3 separate regions of the Homo sapiens genome follow, and regions 1 and 2 are each linked to region 3. The links are chromatin loops, found by intact Hi-C in ENCODE. Cell type or tissue: chondrocyte. All regions are shown on one strand.

What was found. A loop is a pair of places that touch in the nucleus more often than their neighbours do. Peaks named below come from ENCODE experiments on the same cell type or tissue, not always from the same donor. Only the 100,000 strongest peaks of a DNase experiment are listed, where the experiment ranks them.
Region 1: it touches region 3 in a loop (3-fold over the local background); 2 of 110 quality-filtered maps call a loop at or near these places.
Region 2: a loop joins it to region 3, with 2.6 times the contacts of the local background. A loop is called at or near these places in 2 of 110 quality-filtered maps.

The regions. Positions count from the first base shown.
Region 1 is chr2:5,287,004-5,295,003 of GRCh38, forward strand. It overlaps LOC105373398 (a long non-coding RNA gene), which reads left to right. Exons shown (of 3, transcript XR_001739179.1): 3 at 4,859-5,087. Among named protein-coding and RNA genes, the nearest start is that of LINC01248, 400 kb to the right of the region's middle. In chondrocyte, a CTCF peak has its summit at 4,346 (motif pointing right); no DNase peak of the experiment used is centred here.
Region 2 is chr2:6,181,691-6,189,690 of GRCh38, forward strand. No RefSeq gene overlaps it. Among named protein-coding and RNA genes, the nearest start is that of LINC01247, 190 kb to the right of the region's middle. In chondrocyte, a CTCF peak has its summit at 3,401; no DNase peak of the experiment used is centred here.
Region 3 is chr2:5,688,031-5,696,030 of GRCh38, forward strand. SOX11 (SRY-box transcription factor 11) reads left to right here and starts at 4,354. Exons shown (of 1, transcript NM_003108.4): 1 at 4,354-8,000. The coding sequence starts at 4,692. The coding sequence ends at 6,017. It overlaps LINC01248 (long intergenic non-protein coding RNA 1248), which reads right to left and starts at 3,088. Exons shown (of 5, transcript NR_110580.1): 1 at 2,945-3,088. LOC124908052 (a long non-coding RNA gene) reads right to left here and starts at 2,933. Exons shown (of 2, transcript XR_007088653.1): 1 at 1,047-2,933. In chondrocyte, CTCF peaks have their summits at 3,705 (motif pointing left) and 5,848; DNase peaks (open chromatin) are centred at 3,983, 4,301, 4,861, 5,589 and 3 weaker places.

The DNA.
Region 1 (8,000 bases), 400 kb before region 3:
TTATATTTCATTTTTAACGCATTGTCTGGCCAATAGCACCTCCTCACAAAATGTTTGCTAAAAATTGAGTTAACAATTAAATTAAAACATAAATTCACTTTTAGATTTATTAAATTTTATTAAATTTTTTAAAGTCTGATAACATTGATATGTCTGATTTGTTTATTAATATTGTCAATTCTCAGCCTAAGAGAATCTTCAATGACATGTTTCATGCTCTTTTTTATGAATGTGGAATTTGAAGTCCAGTGAACATGGAATATTTATGAACAGCCACACAGCATGGAACTAGAATTCCACATTTCTCCCTGACTGCCCAGTGCCTGTGAGGAGGATGAACCACGGGTCTGGTTCATTCTCTAGTTGGCAAGTCCATCAAAGCTGTAAGATGGGTCTATTATGTGGACATGTCCCAGTATCTGCGAACACCAAGATTGTAAGCTCGTGCTTCCCTTTCTAACTGAGGTCAGTCATAACAAGCCTGAAAAGTGGGGGAGGTCAGTATGGCAAACACACATACTCTTATTGTTTACTCAAAAAAAGTATTGAATTTGTTTACTTGGAAGACATTTCATTTGCTCTCTAAACCTTCCATTAACAAGAATCTTTATTTCACTATCTTAGTCCCTTTTGTGCTGCCACAACAGAATGTCACAGACTAATTAATAAAGAACAGAAGTCTATTCCTCCTGGCCCTGCAGGCTGGGCAGTGCAAGATCAAGGTGCTGGCACCCGGCAGGGGCCCTGTGCTGCATCGTCTCATGGTGGAGGACAAATGGGCAAACAAGCACTCAGTGAGCAAGTGCAGGCAAGAGGCAGCCAAACTCACTTTTATCAGGAATTGACTCCCGCAATAATATTGGTCCAGTGATGAGGCAGAGCCCTCAAAGCCTCATCTCCTCTTAAGGGTCCCACCTCTCAGCACTGTTGCACTGGAGATTAAGTTCCCCACACATGAACTGTGGCTGACACATTCAAACCATAGCATTCATCTTTACCCCAAACACTTGAAAAGCAAACACTGCTCAAGCAGACATCCAAGGCTCTCCTGTTCCAACTTCCCTGGTTGCCCTCCAATTTTATCCTTAGATATTTGCAGATCTTCAGCCAAACCAGAGGCAGAGACATTGTGTTTGTGGAACTCCTGCCAAGCCTCCTTGTCCTCTGAACCGCTGCTCACATCATGTCTGCTCTGCAAAGCCTCTGACCATGGCCTCAGCCCCCTCTCGAGAGGCTGTGTCCATTCTTTCCCACTAGTGACTCCTCACTCCAAGCAGGTTTTCTGGAACCTTAAGCTGAGCATAACCTCACTTGCTTCTGAGTATTCTTTTTTTTTTTAGATGGAGTCTCGCTCTGTTGCCCAGGCTGGAGTACAGTGGTGCAATCTCGGCTCACTGCGAGCTCCGCCTCCCGGGTTCATGCTGTGGTGGTGGTTTTGAATCACTCTTAGGATATTTTTCCTCTGGGATGCTTGCATTTTTTTTTTTAATTTGGGAATTTGTCTTCATCTTTGCCAATAAATTATAAAATCTTTACAGACTGGAAGAGTGTTATATATTTATCTATGCAGGAGTGATTATTTGAATTATTTAAAAAATGTTTTTACAAGAACACTGATCCACGTAAGACAGCTCCTGGCCAAACTGACCAAATGATGAGACCACAGAACCGAGTCCTGCCAGCTGACCCCAAACCTGCCCCTCAGCCTCAGAGGGTCTAGCACAGTATACTTCTACAGCAAATCATAGACTACATACAGGTATTTGTCATCAACTATATACAAGGCAATCTAATGTGGGTTGACATGGCTGCCAAAGATGAAAGATTATGTGGGACTCGCTCTGGTCTTTAACTGTGTCCTGATTTTATATTTTATAATTTATATCAGCACATGAGCTGGTGCCTGCTTTTCTATTTAAAAAATACTCCTAATGAAACAATGCCTTCTAATGTGCTTAAGGCCAGTGGAGGACAGGAAGGTCATGAGAGGATGATAAGCTAATGGAGACACTGTTCAGAAGGCCTGGACCCTGGGTCCACTCTGAGGGACGCTCCCATCATGTGGATGCTTCTTCATAGGCAAGGGCAGAGCTCCAAGGAGCACCTCCTCCTCACCTTCTGCACGTAGTGGGGGAGATCGCCGGTACCAACATCCTTGGAGTGGAGCTGAAGACTTTTTGAAGCTGTTCATGCCAGCTCATGGAGCTCTTCATGCCACACTGGCTGTTCATGCCAAGTGTGAGTCAGGCATTACTTGAGCTGCATCATCCAGGCCAGAGACATGCGGCTGAGGTGGGTCCAACCTATTCTCATTCAATGTGAAGATGTCAGCTTGCATTGCTCCTCCATGCCCACACACATAGCTAGGCCTCTGTTAAACACCGCACAAAAAGAGAGTCTAGAACTCTTTTGATAGGAACACATTACTTCACAAATAAACATAGTATTTTTTCTTGAATGGCAGACGAGGAAGGCAATAATACGGCAGTAAATAAGACACAGGAGAGTCGTGAGGGCGGTGGCTTGGTGGGAAGGATTCCCTGGACCCCATGCAGTTTGCCTTCCTGCCGAAGCTTGGAAAGTGACTTAGGTGGCAAGGGCCCTATGATGGTCAGCTCTGTGTGTCAATTTGACTGGACCATAGGATGCCCAGATAGCTGGTAAGACATTATTACTGAGGGTGCCTGTGAGGGTGTTTCTGGAAGAGATTGGTATTTTAATGAGTAAATGGAGTAAAGACCATTGACCTTGCCAATATAAGTAGGCATCATAAAATACATCAAGGGCTGGAATAGAATAAAAATGTGTAGAAGAGTAAATGCTCGCCCTGAGCTGGGACATCCATCTTCTCTTGCCCTTGGGCTTCAGTGTTCCTGGTTCTCAGAACTCTGGGTTTAGACAAGAACTCCACCACTGGCTTTCCTGGCCCTCCGGTTTGCAGATGGCAGATCATGGGACTTCTCAGCCTCCATAAGTGCACAAGTCCATCCCTTACAATAGATTTCTTTCTCTATAGCTCCATGTATTTGTACATCCTATTGATTTGCTTTTTATGGAGAGCTCTGACTAATGCAAACCCCTCTTAGCACTGTTTTCTTTAATTTGGGCAATGCACATTATACCCCAGTCCTAAGTTTCTATAACTGGAAATAGTTATCATATCTGGGTATCTTATAAAGCTTTCTGAATGATAAATTTAAATTTAAACAATTTTTATTATTGCTTCTTGCAGAAACAGAAAAATGCCTTGTCTTCATATCAAATAGTTTTAAAATGCTTTAAAAGGATATACATATATAATATGCCAGCCTTTATTAAATTTCTCCCTGTACTTTGTTGAATAGCAAGAATTTTAGAATGAAATAGTGTATATGAAAGTTAATTAAAACATCTTTTCTATTACATAGAATAGATGTCTTTATCCAGAATATTTATAAAATTTCTCAGTAAGAGGGACAAATTATATTCCAAATCACCCCCGCTTTGATCGTGGTTAGTTATTAGTAATTCATAGAACTGCTCTAATTCTTGTCAGCTTCAAGAGGGACTCCACAATGCATCCCAGTGTGAGATGCAGATTAAAAGCCTAAACCAGCTTCTCATTGATTTCTCTGTACTTAGAAGATGTATTTCCAGTTGCTTCATCAATGTCTTCAGTATCAAAATCTAACTATTCACTTCCAGCATTAATTTTAGATATAGATCACATCCTATATGCTGTGGTGTTCCTGAATATGCATGTCTTTGTCTGAAGTCAGAGGTGTTGGTCCCAGCTATCGTGCTGGCAAGAGCTTGGGTTACTGGAGTAAATCGGTTTGGAAGCTGCTTAACAGCCACGTTTCCCCCAGCTGAGAGCATTTTCTTATCAGCTTCTCCCACCCACATCTAATTCATACTGATCCATTTCAGGAGATAAACCTTGCATACATAGATCTACCCTGTGAATGAGACTCTTTGATGAAAGCATATTCAAATTTGCTAACATTACGTGCAAGAAAGAAAACCTGCAGAAAAGTTAGCTCAAAGAGGAACATAAGTCTCTAGAATGGCAGAGAGAAAATAACATATTGTCAGCAAAACATGGAGAAGGAGTTCATTTTCTGCCTGACGGATAGATTATACAGTGTTCTGTCTCTGATGAGAGCTTTGAGTACTGAAGGCACAAATCTACTCAGCCTTGGCAAGTGTCAGGAATCTTAGCTTTCTCAGTCCCATGACCACAAACTGCATACCCATCAGTAGCCAGTATTTCTCAATGCCTGCCCTTGCTGGTCATGAAAGACATGATTTCCCAAACTTACCACACCCTGGTGCACATAAACAAATTATAGTATTTTTATTAAGCACCAGGTCAGCAGGGGGAGCTGGCTGTCTCCAAGGACAGAGAAGTCAATACTTCAGGCATAACTTAATCTTTCCTTCTACATCCATGTGTAGAGACACACCAAATTATGAACTCTAGGGAGTATGACTTAATGAATTTGTGTAAAGCCAATATAGCTTCTGAGAAAATAACTTAAATCAAGTACCTGGGTTTCAGAAGTGCTTAAATGTTTCTTGATATAGGAGGATGGTAATTGCCCATCCTTAGCTTTTTCATCACAACTGCCCAAACTCATGTGATTGCATCAATGGGAAAGCTACGTCTGAACAACAAGTGCCAGCCCAAGACAGCCCTGCTGATACTTGGGGCAATCCCCTTTTCCCATTATTATCTCCTTGAGCAATGGACCACACCATGGTGCCTATTTCAGGTCTTTATCTTGCAACTGCCACAGAGTGAGGCTTATCTGTTCTAGGCAATGCACCGTATGAGACAGCAAATTAATGAAGGGGCTGAAATCTATTTGTTCTCCAGGCTGTGACCCTCATGTGTTCAACCTTTACTGTCTGCCCACCTTCGCTTGCTTGGACAGCTTCGTGGCAAGAGGTTCTCTTCACCACCAGCTATGATTCCTTCCACTTTCCCTCCAATCAACATCCTCTTCTGATCTCACAGGTAAGAGGGAAGGTAAAGTGCCTCAGGCAAGAAAACCATTCTGTCCGCTTCCTGCTGGAGGAATTTACGTTTCATCACAATGAAAAGAGAACTGGTAAGCAATACTTTTGCTGTTTGTTGGTTTAGAGAAAGATGACCAGTGACATTAGAAAATGAGAAATTGTAGCTGAGCTCTCACTTATGAGTGAGAACATACTCACTCATGATGTTTGGTTTTCCATTCCTAAGTTACTTCACTTAGGACAGGACCCACAAATGTCCTCTTGTATAGAAATGCAAATGATCCTGCTGCTTAACTTTGAACAATTCTCAAGCTTCATTGAAAAGATATGTCACTACATCTCCCCAGGAGGTCTCTGTAAAGTCCTTGGTGCTTATTACCTTGACCCAAAGTTCTGTCTTTTTGTTCTGGTTTCACCTTCAGGCCCAGAGGCCTCCTGAACTTTCACAGTGATAATTCAGCTTTTCTTCTGTTCCACTTTAAATGACTATGTTTAAGCTACATGCATGTTTCCATGCAGAATGGGTTCATATTTCAAAGCTGATCTTTGATATGGTTTGGCTGGGTCCCCACCCAAATCTTATCTTGAATTCCCAGGTGTTGTGGGAGGGACCTGGTGGGACATAATTGAATCATGGGGGCGGGTCTTTCCTTTGCTGTTCTCATGATAGTGAATAAGTCTCACGAGATCTGATGGTTGTAAAAATGGGAGTATCCTTGAACAAGCCCTCTTCTCTTGTCTGCTGCCAAGTGAGATGTGTCTTTTATCTTCTGCCGTGAATGTGAGGCATCCCCAGCCACGCGGAACTATAAAGGCATTAAACCTCTTTCTTTTGTAAATTGCCCAGTCTAGGGTATGTCTTTATCAGCAGCATAAGAACAGATTAGTACAATCTTTAATATAGAATCCTGGAAAGTGTTATTTGGGGTTCAGAAGGAAAATACTAACACTTAAAACACAAATTCATTTATGCATTTTGGAAATTCTCTAGTTGTAGACTCCGAATGGCAACACAAAATTTAACAATCCTTCATGCTTGACACCTGAACAATTTCCACTCTAGATGTGCACCCCAGGACTGTGTCTGGCTGCCTTATTTGTGCCGGCTCTCAGCCTGTTACAGCAGTGTCCTGTACCCTGCCCAGGATGCTCTCCAACATTAGAATGGTTTCCAGTTCCAAGCCGTGGAAAACAGAGCTTACAAATTCAAGTTGATTCACTGAATACAAGAAAATCCTCACCCTTTTGTACTCCCCCACCCTTAGGAATAAGAATTGGCAACTTTTATATATTTTAATCAGTTTTTGAAGTGTCATCTTCTCAAGGAAGTCTGAGAAGGAAATGTGGGTTCTCTGAACCTCAGTTTGAATCCATACTGTTACTGAAGTTAAAGGTAAATCAAAGTAAGACAAACCGAATTTAACTTCAGCATAACTTGACACATCTCTGAATTGGTAAATTCAAAGTACCAACGCCTCAAAATTAAACTCTGGTGCAGCCTAGCCTTCATGAACATCAGTGGCGTCAATGATTTGTTTTTTCTTTTGAAGAAAAAAAAAACACTTTATTAGAGACAAAATTTACTTTCCTAGGAAGTAGGGTACTTAATATATTTGAATATGTATTCCATGGGTATGCTATCACTTGCCGCTTAACTTAGCAACTTCCAAAACACCACAGCCTCGAAGCAGAATCCAAGGGGAAAAGACGGCAAAGGAAATCACAATGTATTGGAAATGAGGGAACAACTCCATGCTTGGCTGACTTTGACCAGAGTCAAGGAATTTTGGAATCTCAGAGCCAGACATGAAGATAATGAATCTTAGAAATCATTCAGTTTGGATGATGTGATCTTTTCAGCCCAAGAATCTGTTATCCTCTCATGCTCACAAACCCTCATGGCATGACAATGCTTACTTATGAAGCAAAAAGAACTTATTAAGTAATAATTTGGGTTTATAATTCTTTTTAAAGAGGAGATGGCTGTCAACTTGAGCTTCTTCTGAGCCTAAGGTGTATGTGGTGATGAGCCTTGGAGACTCAGTCCAGGGTCCAGATCCAGGAGAGCTCAGCTCTTGCCCGCTCCCCAGTAACCCTGTGCCCCCAGCACCGGCAGGAGCTGTGCCAGGCCCCAATCTTCAGTGAGTCACTTCACCTCTCTTGGCCTCAAACTCCCTATTTGTAAAATGGTGACTCTCATAATAATTCTATTTGATTTATATATAAAGTGCTTAATATATAGTAGAGGACCACCAGATATAGTGTTTCTGTCATTGAGCTACAAACATTCTAGGCAAAAGCAAAGATAACATGCTGTTTACTTCTCTTTGCAATCTTATTCTATTTCAGCTATTTCTCAGGCCTCTTGAAATATTGAAAATAGCATGAGAATGAACTTTATTTCACCTGCAAGCCCTTAGATTGCAAGGCTGGGAACAGATCTGATCTAATCTGATTCATCGGATGAGGAACATGAAACTCAAAGACAAATGAACCTCCCAAGCTACAAACTCCAGGATGCAGCCAGTGGGACCATAACCGAATGTGCTGGCTCCGGATCCGCAGCCCCGTCAGGAGCGATACAACAGCGGCCGTTATATTCCCTGTTTGTTTTTCAAATCAGGAATCATGCAGCCCCAGTGTCCTTAAAGATAACCAGAAAGAGGAAAGAAGGAAATGTTCACTCTAAGAAAATGTATTAAGCAATTTTGGCATTTAGTATGGAGTTTGGCACATTATGTCTGGAAACATAAATCATTCATGGCCCTGGAAATATTAAGCATTCAAGGGAGATGGTTTTAATATTACTTTCTTCTTTTTCGTCAGCCTTCTGAAGACTGTAGTGGGCAAAGGGTGGTTTACCCCAGTTAGACTCCACTCACCCAGGCTTTCTGGCAGATTTCATTCCAGCTGCTGCTCTGACTTCAGGCCCTAGGAATACGCATACAGCCCGGCACCCAGCCATCCCACCAAACAGACGCATTCATGTTTGGTCTCCT
Region 2 (8,000 bases), 490 kb after region 3:
TTAAGATGGAAATTTGCCAAGGGTCGTGCTTTAGTCATCATATCCTTAAGCAAAATAAACTTACTATGACTCTGCAGCAACCTCTATCATTGGATCTTTGAAAGTAAAACAGACTAAGCCATCTCCTTCTATTTTCTGGTCTAAACGGTCCATCTCAGCGAGCAAATGTAAATGTCTATCATCCTCTGGCTCCTTTTAACCTGCTTGAGCCGGCCACCACTCTGTGTCAAAGGCTACTCTTGGGAGCTCCCTGAGATTCTGATTTGAGTGAGTCTTTCAGAAAAGACATGCATTTGCCCCTCATCTGGAGTTAGGCCATGGGATTAACCTCAAAGTGCTTCCCTTGGGCAGATTCAAAATAAGCTTCACAGAAGATGTGAAGTTGGTCTTTGAACTTTCGAGAAGAGGCCTCTGAAACCCGGAGGGCTGGCAGCGAGACAAGTTGTGTGGAGAGTTTGCAGCTCCTGGGCCTTCTAAACAATTAGATAAAAATCAGGTTTGCCAACGTCCCTTTTTTCAGCAAAGGAATAATATATGCTTTTGCCAAAAGTCTCCTCTTGTGACCAGTGTGATTTTAATTACATCTTTTGGCATTGTCTAAAGCCCTGAACCAGAAAATCCACTTATTAGAAACAAAAACAAACAAGCAGGACCTCGAGAAATAAGTCTAAATGCTACAGTGAAAGCTAAGAACATGAAACAAAAAATGTCTAAAGAACTTCAGTGTTGTCAAGAAAATACTGTCTTTCTCTTAAGGAATAAAACGGATTCTAGGAAAGTTATCAGTCATCAAAAAAGAGCCTTAATCAGATCGAAGAGACAACACAATATAAATAATGGAAGAGCCAAAGAAAATTAAAGCCATGTTGTTTAAACTGATTTTGTTCCTATTTTCCTGATGTCCCTGTATTAAATCAGTGTAAGTAAAGTGGTTAAGTTTATTTTGAACACATATGAACACATTCTTAAGATACATTGTCTATTAGTAAACATGTATCTACCTATTTATAAATGTTACATGTAACTGCACACATTTTATTAAGGTCATTAGAATATGCACTTTTTATGATACGATGGGCTGGCCAGTGACAGTCCAGAACCTGTTTTTCTTTTTTTGTTTTTTTTGTTTGTTTGTTTGTTTTCAGATGGGGTTTCGCTCTTGTTGCCCAGGCTGGAGTGCAGTGGTGCGATCTCGGCTCACTGCAACCTCTGCCTCCTGGGTTCAAGCGATTCTCCTGCCTCAGCCTCCTGAGTAGCTAGAATTACAGGCACGTGCCACCACGCCTGGCTAATTTTGTATTTTTGGTAAAGACGGGGTTTCTCCATCTTGGTCAGGCTGGTCTTAAACTCCCAAACTGAGGTGATCAGCCCACCTTGGCCTCCCAAAGTGATGGGATTACAGGCGTGAGCCACCATGCCCAGCCGAACCTGTTTTTCAAAAAGACCAATTCTTTTGATCGAATCTTCAGGAATATAATTAGTTAGCACTATACTTGTTACCAGGTTTCTGTACACTAATTCCTCTTGTTGAAGACTTCTTTTAAGAATGTACATTATTATAATAAAAGGGACAAAGTTAGGTTTAAGACATTTCAAAAGCTAAAATCACATTAGCTCAAATGAGATCCCCTAATGGAGGGAGTACTGTGTAAATGTTAAACATGCATGACTTCCTGTTGCCTATCAGATGAGGTCCACACTCCTCAACCACACACCCCAGGTCATGGTGAGATGGCTCATGTCCAACACAGTCTTGGTCCCACAGACACCCCGCCCTTCAGGAACACTCACTGAGGTTTGCTAGAGAAGTTTTGTATTTCTGTGCCATTCACATATGATTTCTGCTGCTTGGAAAATGTTTTCTCCATTTTTACATCCTGTGGGTTCCCCTTTATCCTTCAGGACTTCAGGAAGGCACTTTCTTCTTTGCTAAGCCCTCTGGGGACCTTTCCATATGCATCCCAGCCTCTGCAGTGTCCCCTCATGCCCTCGTTTTTACAGTCTTTCCTACATGTCCCTCTCAGCATTGAGAACCATGTTTTGCAGTTGGTGGTCTTCCTGATTCAGTTACTCTAAGTAGTCAGCTTTTTCAGGGCAACAATATATGCGTTTTACTTCTGTCTCCAGAACCAGAACTTTATCTGACATGTAATAAGAATTTTGAGATAGATCATTTAAAAAGAAAGGAAAAAAAGGAGAAAAAGAAGGCAGAAAGAAAGGAAAAGAGGGAAGGAAGAGGGAAGAAGCGAGGGAGGGGGGAAGGAGGAAAAGACGCAGTAAGGAAAAAAGAAAGGAAGAAATGAAGAGAGGGAGGAAGGTAGAAAGGATAGATGAAAGAAAGAAGAAAGGTACACGTGAAAGAAAGAAGAAGAAAGAAAGGAAGAGAAGGAGGGAGGAGGATGGAAGGGGGGAGAGAGATGAAGAGAGAGGGGGAGAAAGAAAAGGAAAGAAAGGAGAAGAGAAGGGTGGGAGGGAGAGGAATGCAAGAAAAAAGGAAAGTAGGAGAGAAGAAAGAAAAGATACAGGAAAGAAGGGGAGTGAGGAGAGTGATGAAAGATGAAAGGAAGCATAGATAAAGGGGAGGACAGATGGACAGGAAGGAGGGAAGAAGGGAGGGGAGAGAAAGAAGAATGGAGGGAAGGAAAGAAAGAGGAAGGCAGGAAGGAAGGAAGGAAGGAAAGAGGGAGGGAGAGAGGAAGGAAGGGGAAGAAAAGGAAGGAAGAGAAAGAAAGAAAAGGAGAGAAGAAGGAAGGAAGGAAGGAAAGAGGGAGGGAGAGAGGAAGGAAGGGGAAGAAAAGGAGGAAGGAAGAGAAAGAAAAGGAGAGAGGAAGGAAGGAAGGAAAGAAGGAGTGATGGAGGGCAGGAGGGAGGGAGGAAGGAAGAAAGAAAAAGGCTCAATTATTTTTGTGTTTTGCTGTGAACCCTTTAGCAACAACAAATGCAGACAACAGTAGAGGAGTCAGGAAGTCCATGTCAGATGAAGAGGCAGCGACAGGGCACTACGGGAGAGGCTGTGAGCCGTCCCTGGCCTGGTGAGCACCTGCAGCTGTGAATGCTAAGGACAGAACGGCAGTCCTCGACCTGTTTTTACAAAGAGCAGTCCTTTTGATTAAATCATCAGGAACATGATTATTTGGCACTTCCGGTTTTTACCTGGTTTCTGTACACTCATCTTCTTTTGTTAGAGGACTCTTTTTTAAAATGTGTGTTATTAAAATAAAGGGGACAAAGTTAAGTTTAAGACATTTTCCAAGGGTAAATATTACATGAGGACAAATGAGATCCCCTCATGAAGCAAGTAACCAGATCTGGAGGTGTGTGTTATCTCCATGGAGAAAATGTGAGTTTAAGTGAAACCAGAGGAGTGGGTCATTCTGCGCCTGACCCCGGATGCCTCTGCACAAGCCTGACTCTCATTCCAAACCCGTCAGCAGCGCACAGAGTTCTGTACAGAAGGGCTTTGTGGCCGCGTGTGGTATTTATTTCAAGCTAGTCTTTCATCTGGAGTCAGAGGAAACATTTAAAACCCAACGAGGTGAACTGCAGAAAGAAAGCAAACTCCAGGAGGAAGGTATAGCTGGAGATTGCTCATTTGTAAACACCTGACTATTCAAAGAAAGGAGAGATCTCATTATTCTTCACCTTTACCAGAAAAGCGAGGTCTAAGAGAAGCCCCTCTCCGGGTGGAGATAGCACAAATTTACCTTAAAGAGCCCAACACCACAGAAATCTAGTGTTAATTCTGAGCACTCAGCACTTAAGAGAAAATGTATCTTTCTGTGATTAAGTGAATAGTTTTGTAAGTCCGTTTTAGTTATCTGTTTTTAAGAGAGTGAGCATGTTTATTTTTAAAAACTATAAAGTTTCTATATTTGTATATAGACTTCTTGTTTTAATAATTTAGATTATTTTAAAAATGTCTTCTGGGGAGCATTAGTTTCTAAGGTGCCAGTAGTTGTTGCTTTAAAAAAAATTATTCTTGGCCAGGCTCTGTGGCTCACGCCTGTAATCCCAGCACTTTGGGAGGCCGAGGAAGCAGATCACCTGAGGTCAGGAGTTCAAGACCAGCCTGGTCAACATGATGAAACCCCATCTCTACTAAAAATACAAAAAGTAGCTAGGCGTGGTGGCACACACCTGTAGTCCCAGCTACTGGGGAGGCTGAGGCAGGAGAATCGCTTGAACCTGGGCGACAGATGTTGCAGTGAGCTGAGATCACACCAATGCACTACAGCCTGGGCAACAGAGTGAGACTCTGTCTCAAAAAAAAAAAAAAAATTGTTCTTTATCTCAATACATTGAGAAAATATTGACAAAAAATTTCAATTAAAGACTTCTTGAAAGGTTCTCAATCTTTCATTTTCATTTTGCTCCTCAATCTTGACAATAAAATGATTCCCAGTAGGAGCAAATTTTGGAAAATACTGATTAACATCACAGAATATTAAAATTGAATAAGGAATCTACAGTAATCTAATAAAATTGTTTTCTAACCTGGGTATTCATTAGAATTGTGAAGGATCCTAAAAGAGAAATTTATGTTCTTCACTCTGCGGTTGCTGTTTAGTTCTCAGATGGGACACAGAAATCTGAAGTTTTCAAACAGTCTCTGGCAATTCAGAAAGATGTGGCATTGTTTGGGAACCACCACTGAAGCTACTACCTTGTATTTTACAAACACTGAAAATAAATTCTAACTATAATGCTAAATCATGGGCCTCCAGTATCTAACATACTGCAATTCTATTCCAGAATTCCTTACAAAAGTGTTTCCCTGCCCCCATTTTCTGGTGACTCATGTCACAACCAAGTCTGAGTGTGGTCTGATGGATGAGGCAGTGTGTAGAAGTCTAGGAGACCTAGGAGACACACAGACAACATGCCTGTTTTGAAAGTCTACACACTGGGTTCTGGCCTCGGCTCTGTCATTAATTAGTAATTTGATTTAGGAAACTTTCTTACTCTTCCCAGGCCTTCCTCTTGTTCCAGATGAGAAGTTTGAACAAAATGTTTTCTTAGGTCAGTAGCACCTGAGAACGATTCTGCTCTGATTAGACACAAAAATGCGACAGGACATTATTGTGTCGTTTTACAAACGTCAGTTCAAATACATATGAATTGCTGAGAAATCCTGCCCAAGCTACATGTTTGAGAGCAAAGTGGACTGGATGCGTAATTCCTGGAGCTAAAAAGGGAAAAGTCCTTCAGACGTCTGCCTACAGCCTGTGCTTGACCCAGGAGACAGAGTGACTCATGCATGCCATTTGCTGCAATTCCCTGACCTGTGCAAGCACAAGGGATCAGAAGTCAGACTCATAACAGGAAATGCTGCTAAAATTATAGCTCCCTCCCTGAACCTGGCCTTCCTGCTATCTGTTCTTTTTGATGGGACATAATTGAGCCAGCTCTGGTTACAGAGACAGAGGCTTGGGAAAGTCAATGGTCAGAATGAAGGTGACCCTGCAGAAGAATCCATCAAAGAATAGGGTTTCTTTGTGCATGCATGCTTTGCGTGGTGGGGGCTGGGTTCAGTTCCCAGGTTTGTGACTGAATATCATTTTCGGCTTCAATGCCTAGTGCTGACATGAGTTTCTCCGGATGGCTTTTCTATAAAAAGGTGAGTGCCTTATCATTCATCTTGTCCTTCTCATTGAACTTTTTAAACTTTCTCTTCAAAAAAATTCTGAACCCCAGACGGGCCCTTTTGGGTCTTGGGCAACCTCTGGTTGCAGAGCAGGGCCACGAGCATGCAGTGGGAGGGGATCCAGCAGCCAGGCTGCTCCCCACACTGCAGGGCTTCTGTGAACTGCAAAGGCCTTGAAAATGACTTCGTGCCTGATTTTTATTTTCAATGGATTTCTAGAAAGCCAAGTTTAAATAAAGTTTTAAAAATAAATGAATATCTAATTCATTACAGAAGCACTCTATCTGAAAATTTCCTATTATATATTTAATATATGTAAAAATATATTTTTATATAAAAGTTTATATACATACATTTATTTTTTTTTTATTTTTATTTTGTTCGAGACAGAGTCTTGTTCTGTCGCCCAGGCTGGAGTGCAGTGGCACAATCTCAGCTCACTGCAGCCTCTGCCTCCCAGGTTCAAGCAATTCTCCTGCCTCAGCCTCCCAAGTAGCTGGGATTACAGGCATTGGGCCACCACGCCTGGCTAATTTTAGTATTTTTAGTAGAGACGGGGTTTCGTCATGTTGGCCAGGCTGGTCTCGAACTCCTGACCTCCTGATCGACCTGTCTTGGCCTCCCACAGTGCTGGGATTACAGGCATGAGCCATGGCACCTGACCATAAATTTATGTACCTGTAATATATATGATAAATGTGTTTATTTTAATCAAAATGATTAATTAGAGGAGGACACAGTAGTAAAACTGTTTCATAGATTGAGAAATCCCCCAGTAGCCTGGCTTGTTGGCAGTCTCCTTCTAGAGCTGTAGATGAAAGCTGCATGCCAGGGACACCAGAGCATGTGGGGAACCCGCACATTCAGCTTGCTTCCTTGTCTGTGCCCAGGACACGTGCCTCCTACTCCATCCCTTTGGGCAGTTAGATGTCACTCCTCCTTCAAGTCCTAGCTGAACCTTGTCCCTGCTCTTCTAAGGCAGAGTTAAGTCCATTTTTCCCAGAGCAGCTTCACCATTGTTTTTTCAGAACTCTTCTCCAGATTAGACTCTTTGAAGGAAAGGACCATGAATTTTCATCTGGGCTTCCAGCTCCAAGTACAGGCCTGGGCCCCTAACTTATTCAATAAATACTTATAGACAAAAATTGATTTGATATGCCAAGCCATGTTCTCATTTGCTTATTCAGTAAATATTTGTTGAATGTCATTCCCGTGCCTGGAACTATCCTAGGGCTCAAAGGCTGAAGATGAAAATGCACCTGCTTTCACGGAGTTTGTGTTCCAGTCAAAGGAAAAATGGCAATATGTACCTATATGAATAAAGAAATAATTTATTATCACACTGAATGCTATAGAGAAAATATAATACATAATAGGTTTGAAAGTAAATTGATAGGTAGATGGTGGCTAATGTCAAGGTTGACCTCTTTGAGAAGGTAATGATTGAAATGAAATCTACAAAAACAAGGAAGACTTAGTCCTGTGGGAATTTAGGAAAAGTGTATTCTGAATGTAGTTTATCCAAAGTGAAACCAACAAACAAAAAACAGAGGTGGGAGGAAGACTATATTTTTGAAACTGAAATGAAGAAGTCCAATATAGCTAAACTATGGCAAATAAGAGTGAGAGATGTTGGCAGTGGCAAATTCATGAAAGGTTAGAAAGTTGTGAGGAAGATATAATTATAATCCTAAACCACTGGAAGGCTTACAGCAGGAGAACGTTGTGACATTTTTGACTTTTAAATGACTGCTGTCATTTAAAACTATAGAGCGTGGGTCCAAGAGTCATCTGATAGAGTGTGGGTCCAAGAGTCATCTGATAAACAAAAACATGGAACTAATGACCCCGGAGCAGATATCTGAGGGCAGGGCCAATAGAAGTGGTCAAAGCTGGACCTATAAATTCGGGAGACCTCAGAATATGCATTGTGCACAGGATGATGGGGAATAGATGAGATTACCTAAGGAACAAAGGGAGATAAATACAGGACACTTACATATGTGGAGTTCTGGTAGACATGAGGAATTAGCGAAGGAGGCCGAGAAGAACAGGACCAAAGCAGGAAGGTTTTGTGACACCCAGAGACTGCAGTGTCTGAGAGAGAGTCACTGGCTAATGCTGCTAATGCTACTGAATAGTTGGGTAAGATAAGGAACAGATAATTAACTAGTAAATTTGAGAATATGAAAGTCATTGGTAAGCGATAAAAAAATCATTATATTGGTGGCAACAAAGATAGAAATGAAGTAGGTTAAGAAAAATATACAATGTAAAAAAATGGAAATAGCAGGGATCATGTTGTAAAAAGGAGAAAGGAAATGGAGGCACTGTTTGAGAGAGATGTGGGGTCCAA
Region 3 (8,000 bases):
GAATGTACAACACCAAGAGTGAGCCTAATGTGGACTACGCATGTTGGATGATTATGATGTGTCATTGTGGATGCACTGATCGTAACACATGTACCACCGAGTGGGGGTGGTTGTGTATGTGTGGGGATAGACACTATGTGGAAGGCTCTGCATTTTCCATTCATGTTTGCTGTGAACCTCAAACTGCTCTAGAAAATAAAGTCTATTTAAAAAAATAGAATACATATCTCATATGAATAATTTCAAAAGACGTGAATTTTGGAGGCAGTACGTTTGTGGAATTATCTGGGCATTGATAACTAAAAGTCAAGCGCTCCATGATGAGAGCCACGCGGGAAAAAGAAAAGATAGTGGAACCAGAATTTTCAATCCAGGGCAGAACGCTTCTGAGCCGTAACTCTGAACACCTAAGCCAGTGTTTTTCAAACTTCAGTGGTGCCTCATTAATAGTGGGTTTTAACTAGCATTTACAGAAATGGAATGGAATGGAATAGAATAAAAAAGAGTATGAATTGCACATAAAAGAGAGATACTGATTTTTGACGCTTTGGTTTCTGCTTTATATGTGTATAGCATGAGTACTGGGTCATGATGTAAAAAGGTGTTTTATAAAATAGGTCATGATCAAAATAAATTTCCAAGCCGCTGCCCTGTGCTGTACTGCCCAACTGCTCTGGCTTTCATGGATCACACTCTGCAGTGGTCAATTCAGAGAATAAATGAGTGAAAAGCTTAACAACATTATTTTAGCTATTGAAACATGTTCTGATGAGCCAAACAGGGTAACAGCATCCACTGGTTCATTGTGTGTGTGTGTGTGTGTGTGTGTGTGTGTGTTTTCAAGGTAGGATTGTTCGATCTATACTCATTACCAGGTCTGAGGAACACTTAAGAAGGAATAAGAAGGAATGTCCAGTAGACAGAATATAACCAGATCCAAATTCAAGATTTAAGGCTGAAGCTGAGATAAATAGATACAGCTAACAATAAGGAGTGAACTCATTTCAGGAGAATAGGTAAAGGGAGAAAAAAGGAAAGGATCCTACCTTATAACTTCATTTCAGAGATGGGGAATGCATGTGGTTGCAATACTTCTAAAAATGGTGGTCAATCCATCAGATAAGTCAAATATTTACCCAGTGATATTTTTAGCATATTATTTGCTTAGAAAAATGCTTCTTTCCTAAGAAAAAGGGACACTTCTTACTCTGGCTGTGTTATAATTTTGAGAGATATCGTGAAATATCTCATCTCTTTATGTAATAGTCCTTTTACGTGACATTTTCTTTGTAAAGATGGAATTATGAAAAGGTAAAAATCACCATAAAAATAGTCATTTGTGCCTCTAATCAGATGTGACTCTTAAGATTCTGAACATTATGTATCCAACAATGTTTATGGTTAACAAACAAACTACATATCTTGCTTATAAATAAGTATATAGACAGACACACACAAAAATGAGTGAATATTGGCTCTAAAAAGATAACCAATGATCCTAATTATGATATACATTCAGTGGCTTAAAAAACAGTAGACCTATTTCCATTTTACTAAATTAGGTTTTCAAGAGGTGCATTATTAAAGGCTATATTTTCTATTTGGTAGCCTAAAATTTCTCTAAATAGTTGGTTACTGTTAATGGCGCAAACATCTGTTTTCAGAAGTAACTATTATTCCTGTAAGAAGCATGCGTACTCTCAAACATGTTCCCATATTTTTTTTTAAATGCTATACTTATTTAAAAATTTTCCCTTAGGGAGCAAAAATAAAGTATACAGATTATCATTTTTTTCATTCCTCACTCGACTACGTCTAACAACATTAAGTATGTGGGGTGAGTCCATGCTACAAAATAGCAATCTAGTTAATCTCTTGTGAAAATTGCCTGGCCTCTCCTACATGACAGGGGGGATTCAGCTGTAGCACCCGCCTGTGCCGCCTTCAGTGCCTGCTTTAGCAATCCCAATCTTTGCTTTATCTTCTCCAACAAACGGCTCATGTTGCCTTGAACAGAAATTATATTTCTTGTTCGAAAGAGCAGATTTTAACTTTTATTTCCTCTAAAAAGATCGCAGCGCTATGAGAATAAAATCTATTATTTTTCACTCCTACTATATTCAGATCATTCTCATTTTAAAGCTAAGCATGATTTTTGCTATAGCGTAAAGATAGCAAATCAATATGGAATTTGCCAAAGATTTTCAAATGCATTCTCTTTCCGAGGCCCAAATGGTAGGTGCCCTCACACTTTGCAAGCAAATAATGAAGCTGAGCTGAAATATTTCAATCCTTTTCTCTAGAGTGTGGATTTGTCCTGCAGTTGTGGGGAGGTGGGTGTAGGTTCACCTTGTGCTCCACCCCACCCTCCCTCCGGTGGTGTTCCCAATAGCTGAAAAACGTGTGAGCTGTAAGAGAAAAACAAGACCTAGTGCTCGCCGTGCGGGAGTGAAGATGAGTTTTCACACACTGCCTTGGATTTTATACATCTCCAGACTTTAAGTCACCCAGTATGAATGACTGTAAATTCTTTTGGTTCCTATGGCCCTGGAAAGAATAAATTGCCAGCATTATCAAGATTTAAGTTGGTCTGAATATTCCAAGTATTCGATGCAGTGTTTTTCTTTAGGATGAGTCGGGGAAGTGGGGGACGGGGGCGGGAATGGCTTATCGCAATGGCGGTAATTTTTTCAAATCATGATCTGTGTAAAACACGGTATTATTTTATGATATTAGAATCCTCAGAGAAGATCCAATACTTAAGAAATGTAGTATTAATTGCAGGAGGGCACCTGAAAGGAAGCAGATTCGGATAATTTTCCCAGTCCTACACGGCTGATTTCTCTGGTGAAGGGATCCGGGCAGTGTCTTAGGAACTGCTCAAAGTTCCCAGATACCCAGTGCTGGGGGGTGTGGAGAAGGCGAGGGTGGCGACAGACCATACCTATGAAGCGGTGATTTTCTTTAATTGCCCCCAGAATATCCGTAGAGGTAGTAGGGACTCAATAAAGAAACACAAAGGAGACGAACACGGCACGATCGCCGGGGTCCGCGGCTGCTCTGCGAGGCCCAGCGCGCCCCAGGTCGCGGCTCCCCGGCCGCCAGCGCACCTTTCCATCTCCAGGGAAAATATTTAGACGGGAAACTCGAGTGCACCTTATTTTCTCTTTGGTTTATGAGTGACCCAGAAGGCTTCTAGCTCACAATCGCACGATTTCAGGACGAGGCTGCCGGAGAAGCGCTGGCGACCGAGGATGGGGGAAGGACAAAGAGGAAGAGGAGGCCTGGGAAGGAGAAAGGAGCGGCGGAGGGGCGGGGAGAGGACGGGGCGGGGAGAGGAGGGGCGGGGAGCAGAGGGAGAAGGGAAGGAGGGCGCCGGGCCCCTCGCAGGGACGCCGGGCGGGGCGCGGGCTTGCTGGAGCCTGCGGGACCCAGAGCCCGCTCCGGAGCCAGCCCTGGGAGTGGCCAGCTTGAACCCGAGGGCCCCGCAGACCGTTACTCCGGCCCCCGCCCGGGGCGGGGCGCGCGGGGGCGCGGCGCAGCCCAACCCGCACAGCCGCGTCCCCAAACACCACCGAGGAGGGAAAACAGACGGAGAAAAAGGACAAAACAGAAAAATGCAAAACGGGGGAGGGAGCTCACCGCCTCTCGAGCTTTAAATTGATTTCTTTGCCTTACAAAAAGGGAGAAAGGGAAAAGGAGAGCAGAGCCCACGTGCCGGGAAGGTTGCTGTCTTCAAGCGCCACCTTCCGTCGGCCAGGGCCGCCGCGGGGCTACCGGGCGGGCTCGGGGCGGCGACCCGGGGGAGCGGCCGAGCCCCGCGAGGGGCTCGCCGGGGAGCAGCTGCGCCCACCCCGGGGCAGGCCGGGCGCGGCTGACCGCGAGCCGGGCGGAGGCCGCCGTCTCAGGCTGGGCGCGTGCCCGAGTGTGTGCACCCGGGGAGTGAGCGCGCGCCGTCCGCTGTCGCCGTCGGGCCTCCCGGGGACTGGGCACAAAGGCGCGCGGGGCCTCTCCCGGGACCCGGTCCTCGGTTAGCGCCGGCGCCCGAACCATCCCGGTTCGCCCCGGGCCGCCCGCTCCCCGTGGTGCCGCGCGCCGCTTCCGAGCATCCCGGGAACAGGCGCATCTGTGCACACACGCGGATTTTTTAAAAATAACATATTTCTAGACATGCCTCCTCTCCCCCCACCCCCATCTTTGCAAAGCAGCCCGGAGGGCGGGGTGGAGGGGCGGGGCCTCCGAGTTAATAAAGGAAGATGGGCGGAGCCGGCCCCCAGCCATTGGCTAGCTGGGGGAGTGATGTCACCCATATGACACCCTGATAACTAGTTGAGAGAGAGACCTCAACTTTTTGCAGAAGGAGCGCGCGCGCCTGGGAGAGCTCGGGGTCCGGCGCTTGCGGTAGGAGCCACGAGCCGGAGAGAGGGGTCCCGGGCTGCCTCGACCGCCGTCGCCACCGCCTCTCCTGTCGCGACCGCAGCTCCCACCGCGCCGGCGGCCGTCGTCGCCGAAGCCACCACAGCCGCTGTGTGCAGCCTGGAAGGGGGGGCGGGGGGGAGGGGGGGAGCCGCGAAAGCGGGGTGCCGAGGACTTTGCAACTTGCCCAGGAAGGTGGAGGGGTGGGAGGGGGAGGGGGACCTCCGCACGAGACCCAGCGGCCCGGGTTGGAGCGTCCAGCCCTGCAGCGGATCATGGTGCAGCAGGCGGAGAGCTTGGAAGCGGAGAGCAACCTGCCCCGGGAGGCGCTGGACACGGAGGAGGGCGAATTCATGGCTTGCAGCCCGGTGGCCCTGGACGAGAGCGACCCAGACTGGTGCAAGACGGCGTCGGGCCACATCAAGCGGCCGATGAACGCGTTCATGGTATGGTCCAAGATCGAACGCAGGAAGATCATGGAGCAGTCTCCGGACATGCACAACGCCGAGATCTCCAAGAGGCTGGGCAAGCGCTGGAAAATGCTGAAGGACAGCGAGAAGATCCCGTTCATCCGGGAGGCGGAGCGGCTGCGGCTCAAGCACATGGCCGACTACCCCGACTACAAGTACCGGCCCCGGAAAAAGCCCAAAATGGACCCCTCGGCCAAGCCCAGCGCCAGCCAGAGCCCAGAGAAGAGCGCGGCCGGCGGCGGCGGCGGGAGCGCGGGCGGAGGCGCGGGCGGTGCCAAGACCTCCAAGGGCTCCAGCAAGAAATGCGGCAAGCTCAAGGCCCCCGCGGCCGCGGGCGCCAAGGCGGGCGCGGGCAAGGCGGCCCAGTCCGGGGACTACGGGGGCGCGGGCGACGACTACGTGCTGGGCAGCCTGCGCGTGAGCGGCTCGGGCGGCGGCGGCGCGGGCAAGACGGTCAAGTGCGTGTTTCTGGATGAGGACGACGACGACGACGACGACGACGACGAGCTGCAGCTGCAGATCAAACAGGAGCCGGACGAGGAGGACGAGGAACCACCGCACCAGCAGCTCCTGCAGCCGCCGGGGCAGCAGCCGTCGCAGCTGCTGAGACGCTACAACGTCGCCAAAGTGCCCGCCAGCCCTACGCTGAGCAGCTCGGCGGAGTCCCCCGAGGGAGCGAGCCTCTACGACGAGGTGCGGGCCGGCGCGACCTCGGGCGCCGGGGGCGGCAGCCGCCTCTACTACAGCTTCAAGAACATCACCAAGCAGCACCCGCCGCCGCTCGCGCAGCCCGCGCTGTCGCCCGCGTCCTCGCGCTCGGTGTCCACCTCCTCGTCCAGCAGCAGCGGCAGCAGCAGCGGCAGCAGCGGCGAGGACGCCGACGACCTGATGTTCGACCTGAGCTTGAATTTCTCTCAAAGCGCGCACAGCGCCAGCGAGCAGCAGCTGGGGGGCGGCGCGGCGGCCGGGAACCTGTCCCTGTCGCTGGTGGATAAGGATTTGGATTCGTTCAGCGAGGGCAGCCTGGGCTCCCACTTCGAGTTCCCCGACTACTGCACGCCGGAGCTGAGCGAGATGATCGCGGGGGACTGGCTGGAGGCGAACTTCTCCGACCTGGTGTTCACATATTGAAAGGCGCCCGCTGCTCGCTCTTTCTCTCGGAGGGTGCAGAGCTGGGTTCCTTGGGAGGAAGTTGTAGTGGTGATGATGATGATGATAATGATGATGATGATGGTGGTGTTGATGGTGGCGGTGGTAGGGTGGAGGGGAGAGAAGAAGATGCTGATGATATTGATAAGATGTCGTGACGCAAAGAAATTGGAAAACATGATGAAAATTTTGGTGGAGTTAAAGTGAAATGAGTAGTTTTTAAACATTTTTCCTGTCCTTTTTTTGTCCCCCCTCCCTTCCTTTATCGTGTCTCAAGGTAGTTGCATACCTAGTCTGGAGTTGTGATTATTTTCCCAAAAAATGTGTTTTTGTAATTACTATTTCTTTTTCCTGAAATTCGTGATTGCAACAAAGGCAGAGGGGGCGGGGCGGGGGAGGGGAGGTAGGACCCGCTCCGGAAGGCGCTGTTTGAAGCTTGTCGGTCTTTGAAGTCTGGAAGACGTCTGCAGAGGACCCTTTTGGCAGCACAACTGTTACTCTAGGGAGTTGGTGGAGATATTTTTTTTTCTTAAGAGAACTTAAAGAACTGGTGATTTTTTTTTAACAAAAAAAGGGACCATTGCAACTTTTGTTAATTTAATTTTTTTTTTTTTTTTTTTTTTTTTTTTTTTTGGAGGGAGAAAACTGATGTCTTCTATGCATCCGATTCTTAACAAAACTGCAGGGAGCTTGAAAAAATGCAGACTGTACAAACGCTTACAAAAAAAAAAACTGTGAACTGACTTAAGATCAGAGTTTACTTTTCAGATCAAATTGTTTATGGTTTTACAAATGTGATTTCTACTTGCCAACTTTTTTTTTGTAACTTGTTCCCTTATACCTCCTTGATTGAATACCAGACAGCCTAGACCTCAGTACAAAAGGTATTGAAACATTTTTGATACATAACAGACCTCAGTCTTTTTTAAAAATTAATATATTTTCAGGCGTATTTTTGTACAGTGAAAAGGGAACATTCTTGCTGTGTTTTTTCAGTAAGACTTTCAGGCACTTCTTCCCTTTTGATTTCTTTTTTTTCCTCTGTTTTTTAGCATGCAAGTATGTTGGTACGTTATGTCCTGGTTTAAAAAGGATTAAAATTTTAAAATAATCCTTGCATCTAAAGGCCTTGTGGTTTAAAAAAAAAAAGCAAACTTTTTTTTGTACAGCTATAGTAGAGATTTGTTCAATATTTGTAGGTAAAGATTTATTGAAAATGGTGATATAGACCTCAGAGCTGTTATCTTAGTTTAAAGATTGTATATGTACTGTACTATAGTAGGACTTTATGTATCTCATACGCTGTGATGTGGATGGGGCCCCAGATGGAAGGTTTGAAACTGGATTCTCGATTTTTAGCAAAAAAGAAAAAAAAAAGGCACATAGTTTAAAAAGTTTCTCATTTTGTGCAATATAATCTAAATAAAGTACAGACCATCTGCATATTTTGTAGCAAATGGTGGCAAAGCAGACTCAATGCACTGTCGACATCATTGCCTGTTTTTTTTTTTTTTTTTTTGTGCTGGAAGTCTGTATCTTGACAATTTTAATAAATCAGCTGGAACTGATAGAAACTCGCATCGCCAATAGTCTCTATGGAAGTCAAACTGGAGGTCCTGTTGTCGCAGAGCATTCGGTGGTGAGGCTGTTGTGTGCGCGGATGAGGGGAGGTGGCAGGAGAGAATTCTACATTTAGGGGGTTAGGCTGAAAAGTGTTCAATTAGCAGGCTGATTTCTTTTTCCTCTTCCGCTAGTTGTGAAAGACAGGGGAAGGGTGTTCTTTCTCTCTGCCCTCCCTTTCCATCTCCAGCTCCCCATTTCCTTTCTCACCTCCTCCTCCACTCCCTGCCTCTTCTCCCCACCCATCCTGGCGGGCGGGCTGCGCGGAGGCTCGGGAGCTGGCCGGGGAGGGGCGGATGGAGGGGCCTGGGTTGCCAGCTCCCTTGGTCGGGGTCCTGCTCGCTG